Regions from separate parts of the Mus musculus genome. Here regions 2 and 3 are each linked to region 1. A link is a loop called in an ENCODE intact Hi-C map of the cell type or tissue named here. Cell type or tissue: heart. All regions are shown on one strand.

What was found. Hi-C counts contacts between places; a loop is a spot of excess contacts. Peaks named below come from ENCODE experiments on the same cell type or tissue, not always from the same donor. Only the 100,000 strongest peaks of a DNase experiment are listed, where the experiment ranks them.
Region 2: it touches region 1 in a loop (2.3-fold over the local background); 12 of 42 quality-filtered maps call a loop at or near these places.
Region 3: it touches region 1 in a loop (5-fold over the local background); 10 of 42 quality-filtered maps call a loop at or near these places.

Annotation. Positions count from the first base shown.
Region 1 is chr1:180,772,878-180,780,877 of GRCm38, reverse strand. It overlaps 2900024J01Rik (a long non-coding RNA gene), which reads right to left and starts at 2,917. Exons shown (of 3, transcript XR_373751.4): 1 at 2,819-2,917. In heart, CTCF peaks have their summits at 2,940, 3,147 and 6,043 (motif pointing left); DNase peaks (open chromatin) are centred at 2,607 and 3,007; H3K4me3 peaks cover 1,732 bases; H3K27ac peaks cover 3,174 bases.
Region 2 is chr1:180,245,118-180,253,117 of GRCm38, reverse strand. It overlaps Psen2 (presenilin 2), which reads left to right. Exons shown (of 11, transcript NM_001128605.1): 2 at 7,361-7,504. The coding sequence starts at 7,364. Among named protein-coding and RNA genes, the nearest start is that of Psen2, 7.2 kb to the left of the region's middle. In heart, a CTCF peak has its summit at 3,288; DNase peaks (open chromatin) are centred at 1,557, 2,557 and 2,887; H3K4me3 peaks cover 849 bases; H3K27ac peaks cover 3,562 bases.
Region 3 is chr1:180,847,149-180,855,148 of GRCm38, reverse strand. Sde2 (SDE2 telomere maintenance homolog (S. pombe)) reads right to left here and starts at 3,998. Exons shown (of 7, transcript NM_145943.1): 1 at 3,857-3,998. The coding sequence starts at 3,976. It also overlaps the pseudogene Gm20305. In heart, CTCF peaks have their summits at 4,436 and 6,814; DNase peaks (open chromatin) are centred at 4,228, 5,092, 6,338 and 6,848; H3K4me3 peaks cover 3,998 bases; H3K27ac peaks cover 4,507 bases.

The sequences.
Region 1 (8,000 bases):
GTTCTTGCCGGGATATGGAAATTGAATGAAGAAGGGTATAGGGGACAATGTGACACCTTCTTAGTTGCCTTTGTCCTCCATCTATTCCTTATCCCCAGAAGACAGCACACGAGATGCCTCTCCATTGCTTCAGTGTCCCCTCACTCCTGGGAAATACATCTTTATCCAGCCCAGACCCAGCACAGCTCCAACTTGGTTCTTCTCCCATATCACCGAGGACCTTGCTGCCTAGGCACCTCTGCTGTATTTTCCTGACTCCTCTTGGAATGCTCCACCCTTCACTGCTCACTGGATTCCCTAATAGCCATCAAAAACAACTAAGCAGGACCAGGAGTGTGGGCAAAGTCACGGTGGCTAAGGAACAAAATGGTAATGCGTGATGTGAGCTGGAGGGCCAGGACACCTGAGCGGTCCGTGCAGACCGGTCAAAGCTCCCAGCGTGAACTTTGCTCGGCCTGATTCCTGGTTCTTCTGGGAGCTTGGTGCATCAAGCAATCATAGATGGGAGGCAATGATAACTTCAAAATGCAGAGAGGCAGTAAGCCTCTGGTCTCTGCACCTTGCTTCAGGGCATCTCTGGAGCCTAGAATGAGGAAGGGCCACTATCAGCTTGGTGTTCCTTTGGTCTTGGACTCTGTTAGGTTTAACAGGAAAGGAAAGATACACAAAGGCCCCTCCTTGGGGATCCCTGGGGCTAATAATGAGTAGTGAGAGAAACATCTCCGGAGTGCCTGGTCTCCTTCCACACCCAGTGACTCCTGTTCCTCGTGGCTTTGTATCTCATTTTACATGAAATCCTGGATTATATTCATGTGCATGTGCGAGTGCACACACACACACACACACACACACACCAGAATTCTTGTGAGCATCTGAGCGCCTGAAATATTCAGGAATCAGGGATAAATCAGAGCCCTTCTGTGGTCCCTGTGCCAGGCCTTGGAAACACATCACCGACCATCCCGGCTTCTTAGGAAGCGCAATCCCAGCACTCAGGAGGCAGAGGCAGGAGGATCTCTGTGAGTTTGAGGCTAGCCTGGTATACAGAGTTCCAGATCAGGTAGGGATACATAAAAAGACCTCCTCGCCTCAAAATAAAACAAAAACAAACAGGAAGGAGAGGAGGAGGAGGAGGAGTAGGAGGAGGAGGAGGACTTGTTGAAGATTTTCGAGTAGCTGACCCAGAGGATTCTATGCCCTCTTTAGCTTCCCTGGGCAGTAGGCATGCATGTAGTGTACAGACACATGAGCAACACACCCATACACTAAAATAAAATAAAATAAAATAAAATAAAATAAAATAAAATGAGTTTCTGACTCCAGGGAGCTGGACTTAGAGGCGACTATAAACCACCCAATGTGAAAGCCATTGAAAAAACAGATGTCTATACCCTAGTTGTTTCAGACAGAATAAAGATTTTCAAATAACTGAGTCAATAACCTGTTTTCAATTTAAATTAGTTAAATTTAAATTTTTTAGTTCCGACTGGGATGACAGCAACTCAGGAGACTGAGGCAGGCTGATCTTTCCATCGAGGCCAGCCTGATCTACAGAGAGTTTCAAGCTAGCTACACCTACGCATACTGTACCGTCACGCACTCCATAAGCAGAGGTGGCTGGCTGGTGGTTCCTTCAGGTGTTTTCCCCTGTCTCGCATCTCGCATGGAGACCTGTCTGACCAGTATCTGTTCCGCCCTACCCTTGGATGTCCAATGTGTGCATCAAACCCAGCATGCCCCAAACTGCCGTTCTGACTCCCACACCACCGGTGGAACCAGCAGGGCCAGTCTTCATCTTTGGGAGTGAGCCTGTGAGGCTGGCTTGCTCTTTCCCAACCACCCAGTCCCAACACTAAACACGTCTACACAGCTCTGTCCTGCTCCATCCTCTTCCTGCCTCTCCTCCCGTGAGCTTCCATGGCCATCTGCCCACATGTATGTTTCAATTCTGTCTTTTTTTTTTTTTTTTCAAGTTTTGGGAAAGAGGATTTTTGTGTTTGCTTTGTAGCGATAATTTGTTTGTTTAAGTCAAGGGCTCAGTACCTGGCTAACTTTACCTATGGGAGATCCTCTTCCCTCTGCCTCCAGAGTGCTGGAATTACAAGCTTCCCACCACATCGGCTTCAATAAATATTTTCAATGAATGATGACTTTCAGGTGGGAAAACACCTCCAACCAATCTAGAACAGGCGCCCTGTCCAGAGTTGTAAAAAAAAAAAAGGGTTTGGGAACTCCAGCCACCGTACGGGGAGTGAGCCTCCTGCGGAGGCACTGGGACCTGACTATCCGCAAGATGCAGGCATGGACTGACCACACAGCGCCCAAGCGGCCGGTGGGACGCTTCCTGATCCGTCCTCTCTTGGCGACTGGGAAAGAGAGAGGTGGCTTTGGCTACAACTGCTTCTGGGCCAGGTAATTCTAGAGAAAGGAATGACGCGCACCTATGGGCACCAGCTGCAGAGTTGTTTGGGTGCTCCTAAGTGACCAAAGGTCCCCGAAGCCCGATCCGGAGGAGGAGCTACGGCCGCTGCATACGGGCGGGGTGGCCCAGGGCGTGCGCGCTCCCGAGGAATGGCAATCGGGCGTCGCGGCTCCAACGCCTAATTTACCAAGGCGAGCCCAGCCCTGCCCTACGGTGTCTGTGACCTGCCCACCGAGTGGGTCCCCAACCAATGAACCTCAGCTCTCGTGAGCCACAGCTCCATGGGTCCCAAATGTCCCTGGCTCCTGTGGGTCCCAGGCTTCCCCGTCGCCTGCCCCGGCAGACAAGGAGGGGTCATTTACCGCGAAGACGAAAATCTTTCCAGGAAGTTTGTACCTATTAATATTGCTGTTCCTGGCAGCAGCTCTCCGCGCGGGGCGGGGGCAGGGCAGACCCTGCAGCTGCTTCTACCGCCTAGTGTCCGCCTCTGGCCCGGGACAAGGAGCGGAGGGCAGCTCTAGGTCCCCACGCCTACGGCGGGGGCAGGACCTGCTCGGATGCTCAAGGCGCCAGAGCCCAGCGGCTTGCCCGCGAGCAGCGCGCGGTGGGACCCGGAAGATCCCGAGGCCAAGGCGCAAACCAAGAGCTGGGACTCGGGAGGGGGAAGGGAGAGGGAAGAGAGGGATCCTTGCATCGGTTACCAGAGGCCGCTAGGCCGCGCCGTTCCCCCAAAAGAAAGCTGGTCCCGGAAGCAGGTATGCTCCTGCAGTGGGAGACCATGAGCCTCGGGGCCCTGGAGAGGTTGGGACCCTGGTTCTGACCTTGCTATGGTTTCACAGCCGCAAGGCGCTGCAGCAGAAATTTGATATTCGAAAGCTTGTGGCCTCCTCGCCACCACCTTGCAAGACTGTCTCCAGTCACAGACACAGACATTAGAGGTCGTAGTGTTGTTTTGTTACTCAGTGCAAGGCCTGGTGTGTACAACAGGATCTCTTAGAAAGAAGCACAGCTGTTTTCCTGCAGTAGCGGCCCCGGAACCACACGACCGGCAGCTCCAGCCCCAGACCACAGCTCGCTGGATTTTCAGAAGTTCCTTGGGCCAGAAGTGCCAGCCAGATCACTCTTTCTCTCAGGTCACATATGGTACATAAATCACTTTGCAAAAGAACCTTAATTTATGACTCTTTTGGGTGTTTATGTAGATAAGCAGTAATTTAGTCATCCCTGAAGTGGTGATCCCTGGACACCTCAAGTGTTAACTGTCCAGAGTATGAATTAAAGTCCCTGTGTCACACCGTCTCTTCCTCAGAATTCTAGAGTCCTCTGCAGGGTGCTCTGGTAATCATCTTCCTCCTCCTCCTCCTCCTCCTCCTCCTCCTCCTCCTCCTCCTCCTCCTCCTCCTCCTCCTCCTTCTTCTTTCCCGAGACAGGGTTTCTCTGTGTAGCCCTGGCTGTCCTGGAATTCACCCTGTAGACCAGGCTGGCCTCGAACTCAGAAATCCGCCTGCCTCTGCCTCCCAACGTGCTGGGATTAAAGGTGTGCACCACCACTGCCCCGCTCTGTTAATCTTCTTGCTCAGGATGACCAGGCCTATTCTGTGCAGGGACTCTGTCCAGCTCTGCGTGGAGGGCAGTGCCCACAAGTCACCAGTATTGAGACACGGAAGGACAGAGGTAAAGTATTTATTTCCTAATGTCCGCCTTCCAGCCTTCAGGGTCTCTTGGAAGCTCAGGGCCCATGTGGTTCTCCCAGATGGCTTGCACTAGCTTGACAGGGGACTGTGCCAGAATCTGGCGTCTTAAGGTAGGGTTCACCAACTAAATAGTTTTCCCTTAGCCCTTCCCCTTGGGGAAGTCGGGGGTGGGGATCCTCAAAGGCAAATCCAAAATGGAGTGTGAGACCCAACAGTGGTGGCCTCTCTTCTGCCTCCTCCGGATGCCTGATGTGGAGATCTCTCCTGGGCATTTCAGCCTCTCCCTGCAGACGCCAGCAGGAGATCCATTCTGGAAGCTTAAGCCCGCAAGCAGGGCTGCCTCTTCAGCTTCCAGCCTTGTCCAAAGCACTTGGCTTCTCGTTTCCTCCATACCCAGAAGGTACCACGAGAGGGAAAAGGTCCTGTGAGACTAATGCTCTGGATTCAGCTTGGGTGGGCCAGGCAACCCATCACCTTCCCTTTGGGCTGCAGAAACCTGTGAGGTTGCCTCGGGCAGATCCCTGGAACAAAGATTGGTAGCATCAGCTGTTTTACTGCAGAGCTAGGCACACAATCCTTGCTAAAAATAAACACAAAGGAAAACCCCAAAGCAGCTAAGCCTATTTTCATACCTTTTTTTTTTTTTTTCTTGTTCACTCTCTTTTGTCTTCTTGCTACTTGGTTGCTGATTTTCTCTTAGGGCCCCATCCTGAGTGTGGTCCTGGCACTATTCCAAGTCCTGGACATGAAGTCACGGACAGAAACAGAGGGGAGAAAGGGGGAGGGATCTAAGGACCATTTCTTTGAGTGTAATTTACATTAAGTGGGATGATGGACCCCCTTCAGAGACAAGGGGGACTGGGACAGGGGAGGACCTTAGGGAGAGGACCTCCCTCCCACTGTACAGCCAGCCCTTCTATGGGGAAAGGGCAGTTTGTCATGCACCAGATGAAGGAAGGGTTAGTGGATGGTGGGGCCCCATCCCAGAGCAGAGAACAAGCCTGTTACTCTGGGCCTCTGGGGCATCACCTCATCACTTCAGGTAGGAAAGGACTCAGATGTCTGTGAGGATATCTAGACTGAAACCAGTGCCCTCTCTTCCTGGGGACTGATCTGTCTCGCGAGCGTTGGATGAGGAGGAGCACTACTGCGGTAGTGCAGATCGTCTCTGCCAGCCTCTCCCCACTTCCTGAGCAGCTGGCGGGATAGGGGTGCACCTCTGGAAGGATGCTCTGTGTTAGGAACCTTGAACCTGGCTAGGAGGCAAGCCAATCCCACCCCTGGCCAGCTGGGGGCTCCTGGTAGCGGTAGCTCCCCTCCTGCAGGGACATGCGTTCACTTTTCTTGTCTGTCTCATTACTGCCGAGCCCACAGTGCCTTGGCACCTACCCCGGGAAGGCAGAAGTGAGGTTCTTCTCCCAGTGGGTGAACAGTTAACCCCAGCAATATCCTAGGTATTCCCAGGTATTCCCAGTATTCTAGGTAATAGCTGGAAGAGCACTGGTTAGCTAGGAGTGAAATGCTCAGCCTGGGCAGGGAGCTGGCGGGCAGAACTGGTCTCTAAGGGTCACAGAGGTCTCAGTTTCCCTCTGTGTCCCCTAATCTTCCTACAGTGGGTTCTTCGGCTGCCTCCCCAGACAGAACACTGCCCCATCAATCATTACCTTTGGGTCCCCCCTCCCCCAACACCAGCTTGTTCTCTCAAGGATTCCTGTGTTATGCTATTATGATTCTCCACTTTCCTTTTATATACTTCAGGATTTATAAAACTTTGGCGTGGGGGGCTAGAAAGATGGCTCAAGGGTTAAGAGCACTGGTTGCTCTTCTAGGAGACCTGGGTGCAATTCACAGCACCAACATGGCAGCTCCCAACTCTTCAGCTCCAGCTCCATGACCTCAGGCGCCCTCTTCTGGCCTCTTCAAGTACTGCATAGAGCTAGTACACAGATGTACATGCAGGCAAAGCTCCCGTACACATACAATAAAACAATTGTTCTTTTTCCTTGTTGTTGTTGTTATTATCTTGTTTTTTAAATTTTGCATGCATGTGCATTTTTTAAAAAGATTTATTTATTTATTTCATGTGTGTGAGTACACTGTTGCTGTCTTCAGACACACCAGAAGAGGGCATCATCGGATCCCATTACAGATGGTTGTGAGCCACCATGTGGTTGCTGGGAATTGAACCTCTGGAAGAGCAGTCAGTGTTCCTAACCACTGAGCCAACTCTCCGGCCCATTATCTTTTTTTTTAAAGACAGGACCTCTTGTTGCCCAGACACTCACTATATTTCTGACATTGGCCTTGAACTTTCGGTCCTCTTGGCTCTACCTCCCAAGGGCTAGGATTAAGGATACACACCGTCCTGCCTGGCTTTTATGATTTTGTCTACATACCTGTTGTGTAACTTACACTGCCACGTAGTTCAGATTTCTTCCTGTGTAGGCTGGGGATGGAATCTGGGTCCTCTAAATGCTTGGCAATCATTTTACCCTACAGCTATACCCGAGCCCAACAGATCAAAGCATATAAGGGCAGAAGGGAGCCAGCCAAGCATGGTGCTGGCACATTCCTCTGGTCCCAGCTACACAGGAGGTTGAGACAGTCCTCACGAGACCAGCACAGTGCAACGGTGCAAGACCCTAGCTTTCTACCAGTGGTATCTTTTGCACTTTTATTTATTTTGTGGAGGGATACCCACACGTGCCACGGTACATATATAGAGGTAACTTTGGACATCAGGTTTGTCCAATGAGTCCCAGAGATCAAACTCAATCAGGTTAGAGGGTAGTAATGTATGCCACTGAGCCATCTCTCCAGTTCTGGTTATTTATGTTGTTTTTTTGTTTTTGTTTTGTTTTGTTTTTTGTTTTTTTGTTGTTGTTGTTTTCCCAAGACAGGGTTTCTCTATGTAGCCCTGGCTATTCTGGAACTCACTTTGTAGACCAGGCTGGCCTCAAACTCAGAAATCCACCTGCCTCTGCCTCCCTGAGGTGCTGAGATTAAAGGCATGCGCCACCACACCCAGCTATTTACATTGTTTTTGTTTGATTTGGGCCTAGGGATCTTGCTTTATAACCTGCATAGGCCTTGAACTGGATGCAATCCTCCAGCCTCAGCTTCCCCAGTGCCTACCTGCTTTAAGAAAATCCAGCTAGGGCCTGGCACATGTTAGGCAATGCTTCACCAATTCTAGACCCTGGCTCATTAGGTAAGTCTAGGAGCAAATGGGCTTTGGGGGACAACCTGAGCCACCCCTGTGCCTCCACCCCTAGCACCTGGCTGGGGCTGAGGAGTCAGGGTCTGTTTGGTGTTTCAGCTGAGAGGTTTTGGCTCTCAGAGATGCAGAAAACATTTCTACACCCATGGAATTAAACAAGTATCTGCCAGGAATACCTCCAACACCAGAACTGGAAGGGACTGGGTTGATGGCTCAGAGCAATGACAGCCAAGACCAGAGGATGAGAGGGCCAATTCAGACCTAGGAGGAGATGTGGCTGAAGCTAGCCAGCTGGGACAAACACTGATGGCCTGTGTACAAGTATTTGTTATTCTCTAGATGTAATTGTCTCCTGTCTTCTTTCTTTTTTCGAGACAGGGTTTCTCTGTGTAGCTCTGGCTGTCCTGGAACTCACTTTGTAGACCAGGCTGGCCTCGAACTCAGAAATCCGCCTGCCTCTGCCTCCCGAGTGCTGGGATTAAAGGCATGCGCCAACACGCCCGGCGTCTCCTGTCTTCTGTTGGCGACTTTTCTCTTAATCACCTTGGGTTTCTCTTCCAACCATGTTGGACATCAAATGTAAAATTATTTTTTTCTTCTGATCTAATTGTAATTACTGGCTCCATCTTCTGCTAACCTAGGCCTAGTCCTGGAAGCTTCTAGC
Region 2 (8,000 bases), 530 kb after region 1:
TCTGATCAGTTGGAACCCGCAGACAGCAAAGGTTTCTGTCACTGTCAGCTCACCTGTCGGGCTATGGCCGCTGGGGAGTGGTGCTCAGTCCACATGCAGTCTTTCCTCCCCGGGTTTAGGGATGGTAATGCTGCCACCTGAACACTCTGGAGACAGAAAACACCAGGTCAATCCTCAGGAAAGTTAAGGCCTCCTTAGGGCGACAGCTGTCTGTGGCCTCTCCCGTGATTCAGAGAACAGGTTGCTTGCTTTGTTCGTCTTTGCAGATGAAGGGGATGAAAGGCTGACCGCCTTCCTGTTACACCTCAGAAAGAAACTTCCTCATGCTTTTAAAAATAAAAGTAATACATACTTATTATAAAAACATGTCTTTAAGAGACACCCTCTCCCCCTCAGCCTGGGAATCGCTGCTTTGGGTCCCTGCGGGTATTTCAGGTCTCGGGGTCTGGTGGAAGGTCTGGTCATTGGAGGCATGAGGCTGTTGGCACTCTCACCTTCTGGGCCTGAGTTGAGTAGTTTTGGTGTGCCACAGGCCCAAAGCTGAAAGCCCAGCTGACCCTGGACTAGCTTATAAATCTGAAGCAAAGTAAACTACCCTGTTTTAAAATAATGTAAATTGTATTTCAAATGTTTGCCTTAGTAGCAGAAAGCTACCTGACACATCTTAGAAAACCGAATTTGGTGACGAGTCATTGAAAATGTCTTCATTGCTTTTACTAACCCCCTATCGAAAAACTTTTCCACTCGTCTTTTGAACTGAATCAGAAAATCAGTACCCCACTTCCTTCCTTCATTGCTAAGAGTTGGCAGGTCCACCTCTGAGCCTCACAGACTGGCAGGACTGAGAGGGGCTCAGAGAGCCCTTGGGTCTGGAGAGTGTGAGACACTTTATTAAGGATTTTGAGCTGGCTGGGTGGTGGTGGCGCACGTCTTTAATCCCAGCACTCAGGAGGCAGAGGCAGATGGATTTCTGAGTTCGAGGCCAGCCTGGTCTTCAAAGTGAGTTCCAGGACAGCCAGGGCTATACAGAGAAACCCTATCTCAAAACAACAACAACAACAAAAACAAAACAAAACAAAAAAAGGATTTTGAGCTGGAATGATCTGGGAGTGGGCAGGGGCTGTTTCTAGATACATCCTTGTCCATAGCAAGATATACGCCATCCAAATGCCTGAGAACACTCTCAAAGAGTCAGAGGGTGTGGGTGTAGATAGTTGCCTGTCTCTGCAGGAACCTGATGGTTCTGATTGGCTGGGAGATGACATCGTTCTGTGGGCAGTTTAGAGACCTGTAAACTGGTCCTTATCTGTCTCCTTGAGTCTCGCTTCATCCCCAGCTCCCCTGGGCTTTGGTTTCCTGAACTGTGAAATGGGGGACCAGCCAGTGGCCCTTAAGGTCTTCACTCCAGCTTTGACGCCATCTGTGGAAGTTTCCTTTCCTTTGACAAAATGTTCCCACCGTCAGGCTGAGGCTGGAGGGAAACAGGATCTCCCTGGGACCTGGCCTTTGTTCTGTTCTTGTTCGTGAGTCTGGTGGCCTAGCAGTTCCCTAGCTTCCAAAGAAGGGCAGCTGCTGGCTTTGTTAATCCCCTCTCGATGTCCCCTCCTGTCCCCATCGAGGCTCCCATTCACTGACTAGCCACTGTGCCAGATGCTTACATCAATCTTACAAGGGAACCTACCCTGCTGTTCATAGAGGGGGGGAAATAGCTCCTGCCACCTTGCATGGCTAGAAGCTGTCCAGGAAGTATGGTTCATGTCACACTAGTCTATGCAGCCACTGGCTGCTGTGTCTAATTTAAAGAAAAAAATATTCTGCACCTGGTGGCGGTGGCACACTCCTATCCTAGCACTGGGGAGACAGAAGCAGGCAGATCTCTGAGTCTGAGGCCAGCCTGGTCTACAGAGCGAATTCCAGGACAGCCAGAGCTATATACAGTGAGACCCAGTCTCAAAAAACAAAACAAAAAGAAAGGAAAAAAATTCTAGTTTTTACCTGAGGGTGGCTTGCTAGAGGCACCCTCCCTGTCTCTTCCTCCTAACTGTCTCCCAGGCGACTTCATGAAATGAGAAAAATTGCTCCAACCCAGGTATTTCAAGAGAGACAGAGTTAATGGTGTTTAATGCAGACCATAAGCCATGTGAGGGTCTAGGGTCTGACTTTCTAACTCCAGCTCTGCATGAGATCTCCCAAAAGCCAGGAGAACCATTCAGCAAGTACCAGATAGACCAGCCCAATACATGGTCAGGTGCTGAGGGTTAGAAGTAAGTCTGGAATGTGTGAGATGTCGCAGGGCGTACCCTGTTTGGGGGGGAAACCCTTCCCTAGTGTGGAGGAAGACTGGGACTTTCCAGGGGTTTTGGAAGTTCTGGGAAGTAGCCATGTGACCCCGAAGGTGACCTTTTGAAAGATAAGGGTATTGTTCTGTTGGCCCTTTGGAAAAGTGTCAGGGTGTCCTAACCTCCCTGCAGATAGACTTGTTTGTGGCCCAGAGTTTCCAGTTCACGTTTGGAGTATGATTTCCCATGAGGTGCTAGAATTTTCCGTGGCATTCCGAAATCTCTTTCCTGCCGGGGCCACTGATTTTAAACATCAGGGCAATCCTGTGCCTCTCTCCACTGTTGAAAAGCAGGTCTGAGAAAATTAGGTCACCCGGTTTCCTTGATAATTGCAGCAGCCGGTTGGGGAACTTCTTAGTTCAGCTAATCAACTTCTGTTTCCAGCCCTCAAGTTAGTAAAAGTCGGCAGAGGGTAGGTAGGTCCTTAGTCCCTCAGCCACCCTGCCATGCCGGCAGGGCGTCCAGAACAGCCTGTCTTCTGCACACGGTCCACACTTCCCTGTCAGCCCCTCGGTGCTTCCTGTGGACTCTCGGGATGCGGAGCTGGTTGTCTGACGTCAGCAATGGCAAGGCTCCCTGCGCATCACTGCCTGTGCTGAGTCAGGCTCCCCCAGGACCTCCTGGCATCGCTCAGCGGGGCTTGTTTTTCTATGCTCATTAGTTCGAGTGGTGATTTTTCCCTCTAAGGATTTTACTGCTCTCAGACTGAAGAGCAGACAGAGGCCTTGCAGACCGGCCCTTAGGGGTTCTAAAGGGAGTGGAAGACGCAAGCATCCCTTGTTTTTCAGGGCTTTGGAGATTATGTCATTGGCTTCCTATATTCTCGTTTGTTTTCCCAGGCCAAGCAGGTGATTCTGGCGGGGGAGGAAACCCTGTGTGTTGATGGTTTCCTTTTACAAACCAGTGGCTTGTTAGGCACTGTGGCACAGGCCTTTAATCCCAGCACTCTGGTGGCCGAAGCCTGAATTCCAGGCCAGCTTGGTTTACCCATCCAGTTCCAGACTAATCAGGGCTACTTAGTGAGACCTTATCTCAAGAGGAGAAAAATCGGTAGGTTGAAGATGCAACCCATATTGATTATTAAAAACGAGGGTGGGGTGGAGCTGGAGATGTAACCCCATAAAGTACTTACCTAGCGGGCAGGCCCTGGGCTGTACCCCTAGTACATCGTGAACTGGATGTAGAGGTTCATACCTGTGATCCAAGCACTTGAGAGGTGGAGGCAGAAGGATCAGAAGTTCAAAGCCATCCTTAGCTACATAGTGAGCTAGAAGTCAATGAGGGATACACGAGACCCTGTCTGAAAATAGATAAAATGGAGAAATGCAGAAAAATACAAAGCCAAAAAAAAAAAAATCACCCACAAACCAGTTTAAAGATAATGACTTTTAATATTTTGTAATAGTTTTCCAAGTCCTGTGTGTGTGTGTGTGTGTGTGTGTGTGTGTGTGAAATTCAGATGTTTATAAGAACATTTACTTTCTGTTCAATTTAACGTCACGTAAGTGTTATTAAGTAGTCTTTGAAGTGAGACTTCGGTGCTCCTGTAATAGTCCTCGTCAGATGGGTGGATACTGTAAGTGGTGGTGAATACCAAGTCCTGTGTAAATTGTGTTTTGGTTTGGTTTGGTTTCTGAACATACATATTTGTGATAGTTTAATTTATAAATTTGGCACAGCAAAAGATTGATAACAACAAACCAGCAATTGCAGCAATATACTGCAGCGAAAGCTATTTCAGACTTACGGATTGATCACTCTGGAATTTTCCACTTCACGTTCTTGACCACTGATAACTATAACCACAGGAAGTAGAATTGCAGATAAGTGGGGGAGGGGGAGGAGGAGGGAGTTCCTGTACCAGAGAAGAGAGTCAGAAACTTCAGTCATTTTTACTCTTTATGATAACAAATAACTGCAGCACATATTTTTGTATGAATGGTTTTTCTTAGATAAAATTCCAAGTTGTAGCATTTCCGGATCTAAAAGGTCTGAATCTTTGCATAGCGTTGGGGTTTTCCTGCTTTTGTTACTATACATATATTTTATCATATCTCCATACCCCCCTGCATCAGATGCCCAGATCTTCCAGCCCTTTCTCCATGGGTGTTGTTGGAGACTTTGCAAGTCTGAGAAGCTTGCACGCCTCTCTTCCTAGTTGCTGTCTGACCAGGTCCGGTGTCCAGGATTAAGGGCTGTACAGTTTACCCCTTCATCCCTACAAGTCATAGGAGTGGGAGGTACTGGGTAAGAGGTTCCCTGGCCTTCCTGAGTCTGACCCAACCCAGGGAGGCCATGGGTATATGAACGTAGGGCACCATCTCAAAATGCGTCGCCCAGACATTAGGCTAGAGTGGAGCTTACAGGTCCACGTTTTCAATGCACAGCTATGATAGTTAACTGTGAACTTGACAGAATCTACAGTCGCCTAGGAGATGAGCCTTTGAGAATTATCTTGATTTTGTTAGCTGGGGTGTGAAGACAAGCTCATGGTGGGTGGCACAGTCCGGACTCTGTGTGTGTGTGTGTGTGTGTGTGTGTGTGTGTGTGTGTGTGTGTGTGTAGGAACAACCGGAACAGCTACATCCATTCCTCGGTCCCTGCTCCCTGACTGTCTGTCAATGAGATGTGACTGACAGCTGCTTCAAGCTCCTCCCACCGTGATGTGCCTGTACAATGAGGCGAGAGCCAGAATAAACTCTTGAACTGTGTACTTACCACAACAGATAAGATAATAGTCTACTCTAGCCCAGCATTGAAGAGACCAGCAACAGAATACCCAGGCTTAAGGATAACTTTGATGTGGGGCCGTGGATGAAACCCAAGGCCTCAGGCATGGCAGGCTCTGCCACCGAGGCACATCCCTGATCTAGATATCTGTGAGAAGAGAATTCACTGTTGCCAGAAGAGATACGGAAGAGATCTCGGGTCTAGTGGGTGTGTGTTTAAGATATGACAGACAGCCAGTTCTCAAAGAGGAAGGGGACCTTATAGTCTTGCAGACCCCTGCTTGGCAAGAATTCCCCCATATGTCAGGGCAAGGTGACCTTTGAAGCTATGTCCCCTTAAGCTGAGTTCTCTTGTAGAGACTCTTGGTTCCAAAGCTCTAGGGCACAGAACACCTTCTGAGCACAGGGCTTAGCTCAGCTTCCAGAATGCCAAGTATGAGGGCAGTGGACCCAGCATCTAGGCCATGCTCTGCTGTGTGTGGCCTCCATAAGAGGACATTTCTCTTCTGCCCTCCTAGGAGATACCTAGGCTGAATTACACTCCCTTCCCCTTGGCCAGATGCTCAGACCCTTTCCCGGGATGGCCTACCCTAGCAGGTCCCCTGATCTCACCATCATATTGAGACAACATGGTGTTGTGTACCCATCCTGTTCATAATACTTGAATAGTTACATCTTTCCAGAATGTTCTGTCTCTGTCTGTCACAGCTCATATACCTTTCTGGCCCATGCCCTGTCCTTCTCAGCCCTCAAGACCCAAGAGACGGAGCGCCTGGTCCTCTCCACCTCCCTCTTGTGCCTGTGGTATTCTGCAGCTGTCTTCCCACTCCTAATGTCTGCTAGACCCCGAGAGGCAGCTTCTGGGGGCTCTGTGAGGACAGAGGGTATCTTTATAGTAGGTCCAGTCAGAGAGGTAAACAGAGGCAGACACTGTACCATCTCTGTAATGTCAGATTGAGGGAAGTCTTTATGGAAGTTATCCAGGCCATAGCCAGGAAGGCTGTCTTCCACTCGGAAGCCACAGGCTCTGCCTTGGTGAAGGGACCCTGTCTAATCACTTGAAGATCACACGAATTCTAAGAGTGGCTAATCTGGAGACAAGCTTTCAACAAAGAGCAGGCCTGCTTCTACCTCCATAGCACAAAGCTCAACTCTGAGGTGATGTGGCTGGTAGTGGCAGTGTCTGTCCAGATGTGGGCACAGTCAGATCCTCCCAAAGGTTGTGCCTGAACCCAAAATGTGGGGACTTGGAGCTTTACTGGGTGCCACAGGGTGATGCTGTGTCAGAGTACATTATTGAGAACCTTGCAGAAGTCCTGTGTCAGGGGGCAGGTGTCCCTGCCCCCCAACCCTCAGTGTGAGTACTTCCAGGGATCACCTCCCCCTACTGGCTGTGTGGCTCCTGGACTTAGCTTCCACATTTAAACTGGAGACTCTACGTACCCCACACCCAGGTACCCCTACCCTTAATGGTATCCCATTTTCAACCCACAGACACTCTGTGGATCACTGGATCACATTTAACCTTCCTTGGTAGCATCCTGTTCCTCATCTTGGTCTAGCCTGGGCTAACCTTGTCTAGCCTGGCCTAGCTTGGCTAGGATCTTAGGTTTTTTTTCTTTATTCTATTCTCTGAGTCAGCTCCTCTCACCTAGCATGTGTTCCCTTCAGTCTAACCCTCACTGGGCCACTTCCCTCCACCCCTTCAGTACTTCCTCTTGACCTCTGTCCTTTGCCTCACCATCACCAGCTACATGGACACTTGTCAACACCCAGCTTTCCTTGAGCTGACACGGGCCGCCTTGGTGTGGCCATTGTCTGATCTGCACACTCTTCGCTCCACCTCCAGCAATAGTCCTGTCTAGGAAGCATGGAATTTCAGCTTCTGAGGACAAGTTCCTTCATCCTCTGTCGATGTGCCATTTGTCAAGTTGGATAATGTTTTTGTTCTTACGAGACGAGAGGGTTTACTTATTCGAGGCTAGAGCTCCGGAGCCAAGCACAGGAGACTTCCCACAGATGTTTATCGATTGAACAAACATGTTGACAGTTCAGAGTGACCCTGACTGTTCTAACTGGACATTTTCCTCCACGTGACAGGAGTTCCACTCAAGCCAGTCCCAAGCAAGGCTGCCGTGGCCTTGTGCTGGCTTCTGGAACTCCGGTTTTGAGCAGTTGTTTGACTTGTATGTAGAAAGCTTGTTATAGGCAAGACCTATGCCTGGTGTTCAAGCCACTAAACCATCCCCCATGTCCCCACTGCCTATGCCTGTCCCTGTGCTTCTTTTCCAGACCATGCTCGCATTCATGGCCTCTGACAGCGAGGAAGAGGTGTGTGATGAGCGGACGTCCTTGATGTCAGCCGAGAGCCCCACATCTCGCTCCTGCCAGGAAGGCAGGCCAGGCCCGGAGGATGGAGAGAGCACTGCCCAGTGGGTAGGTTCCCCCAGCAACTATGGGCCTTAAAACAGGACCATGGGGTTCCTGTGTCTTTTTTTTTATTTGTAATTATGCGTATTAATGTATATATGCGTGGAGGTATATGCATATGGGCTAAGGTACCCATGGAGATCATAAGGGAATGTCCTCTCCCCTGGAGCTGGAGTGACCCGCACTTGTGAGCTTACTGACGTGGGTGTTAGCAACTGGACTCAAGTCTTTTACAAGAGCAGTAGGTACTCTTAACTGCTGAGCCATCTGTCCAGCCCCCTCCTATGCCTTATGGCTTGCTGAAGTTGGATCTGAGATGTCTCCCCAAGACCTTTGTGCTGAAGATTTGGTCCCTAGTGTGCTGTGACTGAGATGTCCTTAGAACCTTTAAGAAATGGAACCTTGTGGAGAGTGGCAAATCTTTGGAGGAGGCCCCAGCCCCTCCTCTTTTTCTGTATCCTGACTGTGAGGTGAGCAGCTTGCATCTCTCCATGTTTTCTGC
Region 3 (8,000 bases), 74 kb before region 1:
AGATAATCCCACAGGTCAATTTGGTAGAGACAATCCTCCAACAGAGACTCTCTTGGCTATGTCATCAAGAGAGCCTAACTATACAAAGAAGGTAATTACAAATTAATTGTAGAATAATGACAGTTCACCCACAGCAAGAGAAGGGCAGGCTGCACACAGGGCTGAAAGACAGAAGTGCTAATGTGAAGAGAAGCAATCTCTTTCCTTCTCAGTGATGGAAAGGTACAGGAGACACCACTGCAAACAAGAGATAGGGCTTCCCCAGCTGGGGACTGGGGGCATCTACACAAAATTAGGATAAAGGGTTGTTTAGTCCATGTAACTGTCTACCTTAAGTTGTAAAGATTCACCTCATATTGTTTTTAAACTAAAAACCACTTTAACATCTTTATATGTAATACATATTGTATATGAATTTTTTGTTTTGTTTTGAGACAGGGTTTCTCTTCATAGCCCTGGCTGTCCTGGAGTTCTCACTATAGACCAGGCTATCTTCAAACTCACATGCCTCTGCCTCCCTGACGCTGGTATTAAAGCGACTCACTCCAAATTTTTAAATAATTTTGAAAGACAATGTGAAAGCAGAAACTTTATTTCCAAACAAAATTGTTCAGAGAGGGGCAAAGACTGCATCAAAGCTGTACTTTAGTCAGAGAAGGGGCGCTTCTTCCAGCTGAGGAGGCACTACCAATGGACGCTCAGAAAGATGTTCAACCACCAAAGCAGCAGCCAATGATAGATATTTGTGGAGAGTGTCACACCGAAAATGAGATAAAGTCCAGGGATCCCATCAGATGCAGAGAATGTGGATACAGAATAATGTACAAGAAAAGGACTAAAAGATTGGTGGTTTTTGATGCTCGATGAAATGGGGGAGTTCAGAAGTGTCTTCATTCATACATTTGCCTTATTGATGTTTCTCTTTAATGTATAGCATTTGGCTTAGTTTACTTAATGACAACAACTGTATGCCTATGATTTCATTTAGAAATACAATTGTATTTTAATACTTTGTATAAAGGAAATTTTGGTTTAATATATGGCTTAATTTATTGTTTTTGTAATTCCTCACACAGTGAAGATTAAAAGTATCCCCCCCCCAAAAAAAAAAAAAGCTGTACTTTATTTCCTTTTTACAAAAAGATTTCCTTTTAAAATCCCTTTTCTGGCTGGAGAGATGGCTCAGTGGTTAAGAGCACCGACTGCTCTTCCAAAGGTCCTGAGTTCAAATCCCAGCAACCACATGGTGGCTCACAACCGTCCGTAACAAAAAATCTGATGTCCTTTTCTGGAGTGTCTGAAGACAGCTACAGTATACACACATATAATAAATTAATTAATTAATTAAAAAAATTTTTTAAATCCCTTTTCATTGTGTGTAAGTGTATGACATGTCTGTATATAAGTATGGGCATGTTGGTGCAGGTGCCTTCAGAGGTCAGAGTCGTCCACATCCCTGGGGACAGCTGGGGTTACAGTGGTTTGTGATCTGCCTGACACTGGTGCTAAAAGCCAAATCTGAGACCTCTGGAAGAGCAACCATTAGGCCATCACCCAACCCCTTGCTTTTCTAGTTAAGATTCCTGTCTATTGGGCTGGAGAGATGGCTCCATGGTTAAGAGCACTGACTGCTCTTCCAGAGGTCCTGAGTTCAATTCCCAGCAACCACATGGTGGCTTACAACCACTTGTAATGAGATCTGATGCCCTCTCTGCTGTGTCTGAAGAGAGCAACAGTGTACTCACATAGAATAAATAAATCTTTAAAAAAAAATCCTGTCTATTAAGTTTCTAGTAGAAAAAAGAATTTGGAAGAATTTCCTATTTTATCAAATGTGTAGATTATACATTTCCCAAATGTGTAGATTATAAATGTTCCAATACACTGTATTCACCCACACCTTTGCAGGATCAGCCTACCAGCCTAAGCACCAGAGACAACGTGCAGTCCACTAAGGTCAAATGTACTGACCCTCTGCCGTGAGGAGCTGCAAACAGAGAAACCATGGCAAATGTCTCCAGTTCCTAACAAGAAAACCAAGCATCGCTACAAGAAAAGAGGTTAAGAGAAACTTAAATGACCAACGTCAGGCTTGAACCGTTGAACACACCAGGCTCCTCTTCCCTTGGAAATACACATTTTGGATGCAGAATATTCTACTCAGGAACCCCTAATTGGAAGTTGTACACACACCTGGGCCTTCATGACAAAGGGCAGCAGAAAGTTGCTGTCTTACTGACACCTTCAGCAGCCGAATTCTTCTCATCTCCAGTTTTTAAAACCAACTTTTCCCCCAGCAAATAAGAAAGGAGTAGATTGTCAAGGTCCTTACAGCATTTTACTACTGCAGTATGTCCTTGGGAGTCTCCTATTAACTTGTAGTCACCTTTACTGATGTCTGTTAAGGCTAATGATCAACAGGGCAGAGGTCTTCCTCTCTCAGCGAGAGATAAAACTTCTTCATGGATCAGAACCGTTTTGCTTTAAAAAGTATAGCTTGAACTTGAACTATCTTGATTTTTCCTATTTCATCAAACTGTCCTTAGTAAGCTGCTTGCACTCACATTTACTGTTGTTAAGTAACAGACAGACTCAAATGCTCTCTGATAACTGCTTCTGCTTACCTGTTCTCCAAACTCAATTCTATTGGGGGTTTTTTCTGGATGTCTGGACTCCCATAGTCCATGTACAGTGCCTCTGTTAAATCTAAGGACGAGGTGATAGGAGGCTGTTTTGCTTTCAAGCAGGGTTTCACATAGTCCAGGCTGCCCCAAAACCACTATAGAGACGTGGCTAAGAACCCCCAAACCTCTCAAGTGCTGAGATTAGAGGCATACACCACCAGGCCCAGCCTTATTTCTGTGTCCTTTCAAAAAAGTGTATTTCCAACACTCCTCATTGTTAAGATTCTATTGTTTATGGATCAATTTTAAGTTTAAAAATAAAACTTGAAAATTATTCTTCAAATACATTGAAAAGTCACCTGTTTTGGAAAGTATCTGAATTCGAATGGCTAAAAAAAGGTTCTGTTTTTCTTACTAGACCGCAGAATAGAGAAGAAAACAAAGGCTAGATGTGGTGGGACACACCAATAATCCCAGCCCTCCAGTATGTTCAGAACATCCTGGGCTACAAGGAAAGACTTTCTTGTCCTTGTTTTTTAAAGGACAAAGAAATTAGAAAATCACATATTCTTCTTGGAACTCATCCAAGTCTCTTTAGGAACAGATTTGGTATTTTAACATTTGTTATGTTTCTACATAACAAGCAGAGAAAACAGACTACAACGAAGGCGCAGTCATACAGAAAAACTGTTCTATACCAAACGCCCAGATTAAAATTAGACTCAGGGAACCCAGTAAACTCTTTAGATGATTGAAGAGGTTTGAGATTTCCTAGTCAGTATAAGCCTGCTTCTTTGGGAATTAAAGCTTAAAACTTTAGAAGCACTTAACCAGGGTTTTATATCCACATGGCAGAGTCTAAAGAGGCCCAAGAATATCTGTGAGTGATTGGCTCTGTCAGGATGACTCCATATCCTTCTCTAACCGTTCTTTGGCCTGGATGGGTGTCCTGAGGGTCGGTAAGAAAGCATATTCCTATCTATAATGTGAATGTAAGAAGAGAACCTTAAAGGTATCATTTGGGGGGATAAAAGAAACAGAACGAGAGTTTGTAGTCGAGGTTGGACAAAGCGCAGTAAATGGACGGAGATTCTCTTACGACGTGGGGACAAAACAACGACTGCCATAGACTAGCAGAGGAATGTCCCCATATTAGTCAGAAACACCCAACGACGAACCCAGCCTGGCTTGGTGATCTCTTTCCCCCATTTCCCGGGAACCGCCATCCTCACCTGTTCCTGGCAGTGTCGGTAGATCACATCGCGCACGGAGCACCCAACCGAGGCACACGGCAGCGCCTTCCACACGGTACCGGGGCCGCGAACCCACGCCACCACCGCAGCCTCCGCCATTTCGTCTGGTGACGGAACCTCTGGACTGCGACAGGCACTAGGCGACACAGCCATCCGGTCGCATCTCGATGACGGAAGGCCTCGTCTTCCAGCGCCCCGCCTCCCGGGTTTCCACCACTCACCCCCGCCTTTCCGGAAGGCGGTCACGTGGCCCGGCGTCACGCGAGCTGGCGTGGGGGAGGGGGACAGGAAAGGCCTGCCTGAGGCCGATAAGACCGCGGAGCGCTGGAGCTAGGCGTTGCTAGGGGCGGTTGCTAGGGCGGGGCTCAAGGGACTGGCTATAAAGGGCGAGCTCTGGGCGCGGTTGCTGCGCTTGGGCTACAGCGCTTTGGCTGGGGGTGATAAGCTGCCCGTGGCTCCGCCCAGCGCCGCAGGCCAGCGCGCCACTCCGGTTTGTGCAGCTATTTTTGGGATTGGGAGGGCTGTGTCCCAGGCAGCCACTGCTTCCCGGTGCTGCGGGGAGAAAAACGGCTTCCTCTACCCGCGAGGCCTCCCAGTCCTAGAGAACGGCCCCCAGTGGTCCCCAAACCGCAGCCCCGGCCTGCGTAGTTCCCTAGAGGTTTATGTTCATTTCCTGAACCCCCCTTCACGTTCCTTCCATCACGTTCGGCTCGTTCCTATTTTTGCATGTTTGCGCTCTGCGCTGTCCCCGCTTCAGCTGTGTTTTCAAAATATTTCACAGCAAATGGGCCCTTGTGAACGGCAGGGGCGGGAGTGACGTTTATAGCCATACTGCTTCCAAAAACCCCCGCTGTAACGTTCTTTCTGTGCCCTGGGAACACTCGCGCAGATTTTACAGAGAACAACTTTAAGGTTCGGGTGCTGAGGGAGGCCCTTAATATTTAATATGCTGAGATGATGTTGTCTCTGAAATACTAAACAATTTAAAAGCTGCTAGCATGAAGCTGGGAGGATTATCGGGAGGATAACTCAGTCTCCTGAACACAGATGCCCTGGCCCGCAGAGCCATATTCTCGGCTGTTAAGATGCAGGCCGATGGAACTAATCGCTGAGGAGAAAGCACAAAATCTTGAAATCCTTTAACTGTGAAAATGAACAAAAATAGGACTTGCAGTTCTGTGGAGTTATAGATCTGTTGGTGCACACAGGCGGGAAAGCGGGCCTCCATGAAGATTCCAGGAGATGAAGAATAATTACACAAAGCATGTTGTGCATAGAAGCAGTATTTTATGAGTGTTGTAGTAGTAACCCAGAGGCCTACAGGCGTCTCATCCGATACGTAAGCAGGACAAACTGGGAAGCATGTGACCTTCCAGACAAACTGGGAAGCATGTGACCTTCCATCTTTTCCCATTCTGTCCGTTAGCATGTGGTCCTAACTGCTAATTTATTTTTTTCACCTTTTGGGAATCAAATGACCATTTCAAGAGCCTGGCAGCTTCTTCTTCTGCAAGGAACCAGATCATGGTCAGTTTAGGGTTATGTAACATTTCTTTGTCAGAATAATGCTTTGTAAGCTGGAAAGTCCCAGAAGGATTCCCTTCTAACAAGAAAAGTCCACGTCATTTATTACAACTATCTACTACTGCTCTCCAAAAACCTAATGTCTGAATGAATTCACTCTTTACCCCTCGGTTATATTTAAATCTCTGTTATGAAGAAGACCCAAGCAACCAGCAAGCATTTGTCATTTAAAATACAAAATAACCATTATTAGCTTTTCAAGGACACAGACCTCTTGAGCAATCTATAATCTGTTAAACCTTCACAATGAGCTCCTTACACCGTGAAATACACAAAATAGATGTTACATAAATATTAGTTGGCTGTTTGATGGATTACAGTCTAACTTAATTATTCCTGGTGTGCATCTAAAGAAACATATTTTCCACTAACTTAGGACATTCTACTCGGAGGATACAGAAACCAATTTGAATTGGTACCTATAAATTCATTTAAATAGTGAGAGAGAGAATGAGACTTCAGAGTTGAAAGGCATGGCCAAGAACATGATATATACTAACTGAGGAAAGAGCTAGAAACAACTGGTTAGCTTGGCTGCTGGAGCTATGTTGTCATACCCAGTGCCCAGTGCTGTGGGGTGAGGCTTGTGAGTGATTGTGTAAAAAGAGAGCCACCTTCCCCCATCTCATGGTTTCAGATGAAGAAATGACAGGAAGGCACTTGTATGGTTGTGACAAGTTAATGGGGGGGGGGGGGAGGTGGGGAGCAGTTCCTCAATTGCCAAATCCATGCAGCTGTGCCCTGTGCTCCTAGGACCACACTTGGCGCTCGTTCAGATAAGCCACACTGGCTTTGTTCCTGCCTGTGTTCCCAAAAGAATGACTCCAGCTGTACATCTGCTTTTTAAGGACCGGTTCAGCTGCCAGGAGAGAGACACGATGGGATCCTGAGGCAATGTGGAGTGATTGTTCACTGCCAGGAAATGACAGCACGAGACAGTGTTTGTGTGGCAACCCATGACAGGGGCTTGACGGAGCCAAATGGCACGTTGTTCTGCTCGAGCCAGAAGCAGAGCAGGGTCCTGGCACTTCCCACAAACAAGAGTGAGGCTCCCAAAGCAGTGACTTCTCCAGGTTGTGTCCATGTGTGACTCGCCAGACACTCTTCTGTGTTTCCAGCCATGTTCAGGCTCAGCGGGAAGGAAATACTGTTAATACCATTTTCGTGACAAAAGGACAATGGGACAAGCTGACTCCTCCAGTGCCACAAATGCAAAACTGCCATCAATTCCCAAATTGGCAAGTGTTGTATTATAGGATGGCTTCAGCCCTAGAAACAATGAGGTCGGCTAGTGGGAATGAAAAAGAAAAAAACAAAAAACCGGCAGCTGGAGAAGAGCCTAGAAGTCCACACTAGCGGCGGATGTGTGGAAGGCGGAGCCTGGAGCAAGCCCCAAGATGTTTGGCTGTCAGGGAAAGCAAAACTCCACTCTCCTTCTCTTATTGGATGGAAAATCACAGGAACTAGCAAGGGTGAGGTGGAAACAGAGGTAGAAAAGGGCTGTGTTTAAACACTCATGGTGGGAAAGAGAGGGCAGAAAAGGAGCCCAGGAGAGGGCCGAGCCGCGATCCGAGGCTGAATAACGAACCCCGAGCCTCCCTCATTGTACTGCCAGCAAGCACCTCCTTCAGGGTGGATTCCATAGAGTTTACATTATAACAAATCTCTAGCTTACAAAAACATTCTTTATCATTGTTCTCACCAACACCATCAAGTGGCTTGTTTCCTGGAGAAATCTGAAGGCAGGCTAAGAGATAGGTAAAGATGCTTGTGACCAAGGTCCATCCCCCAGACTCACATGGTGGAGAGAGAAACCTGACCTCTGCTACAAGCTGTCCTCTGACCTCCACATGCATGCTGTGCCCGAGCACATACGCAGACACACACAAATTAATGTAAATGTTTTGTAATGAAAAGATATTTGAGGGCTGAGGAGATGGTTCAGTGGTTAAAGGGCTTACCACACAAGCATAAAGCCTGAAGTTTGGGTCCCCAGAACCTACATAAATGCCAAGTGGGTATGACAGCCCACCTGTAATTCCAGCACTCAAAAATCAAAGACAAAGCAAAGACCAGAGACTCCCCAGAGCAAGCTACATAGCTAAATGAGCATGATCAGTGAGCACCGGTTTCAAGAGAGAGACCACTGCAATAAAGAAGGAAAGATGGAGAGGGATACAGGAAGGTTCCTGAAGTCACTTTTGGATTCCCACATACCCACAAACACACACACAAACATGAGGGGAAAAAAAATCAAAGAACTTTGAGCGGAAGGGGTAGGTAATATATCTTTTTTTTCCATTTTTTATTAGGTATTTAGCTCATTTACATTTCCAATGCTATACCAAAAGTCCCCCATACCCACCCACCCCCACTCCCCTACCCACCCACTCCCCCTTTTTGGCCCTGGCGTTCCCCTGTACTGGGGCATATAAAGTTTGCGTGTCCAATGGGCCTCTCTTTCCAGTGATGGCCGACTAGACCATCTTTTGATACATATGCAGCTAGAGTCAAGAGCTCCGGGGTACTGGTTAGTTCA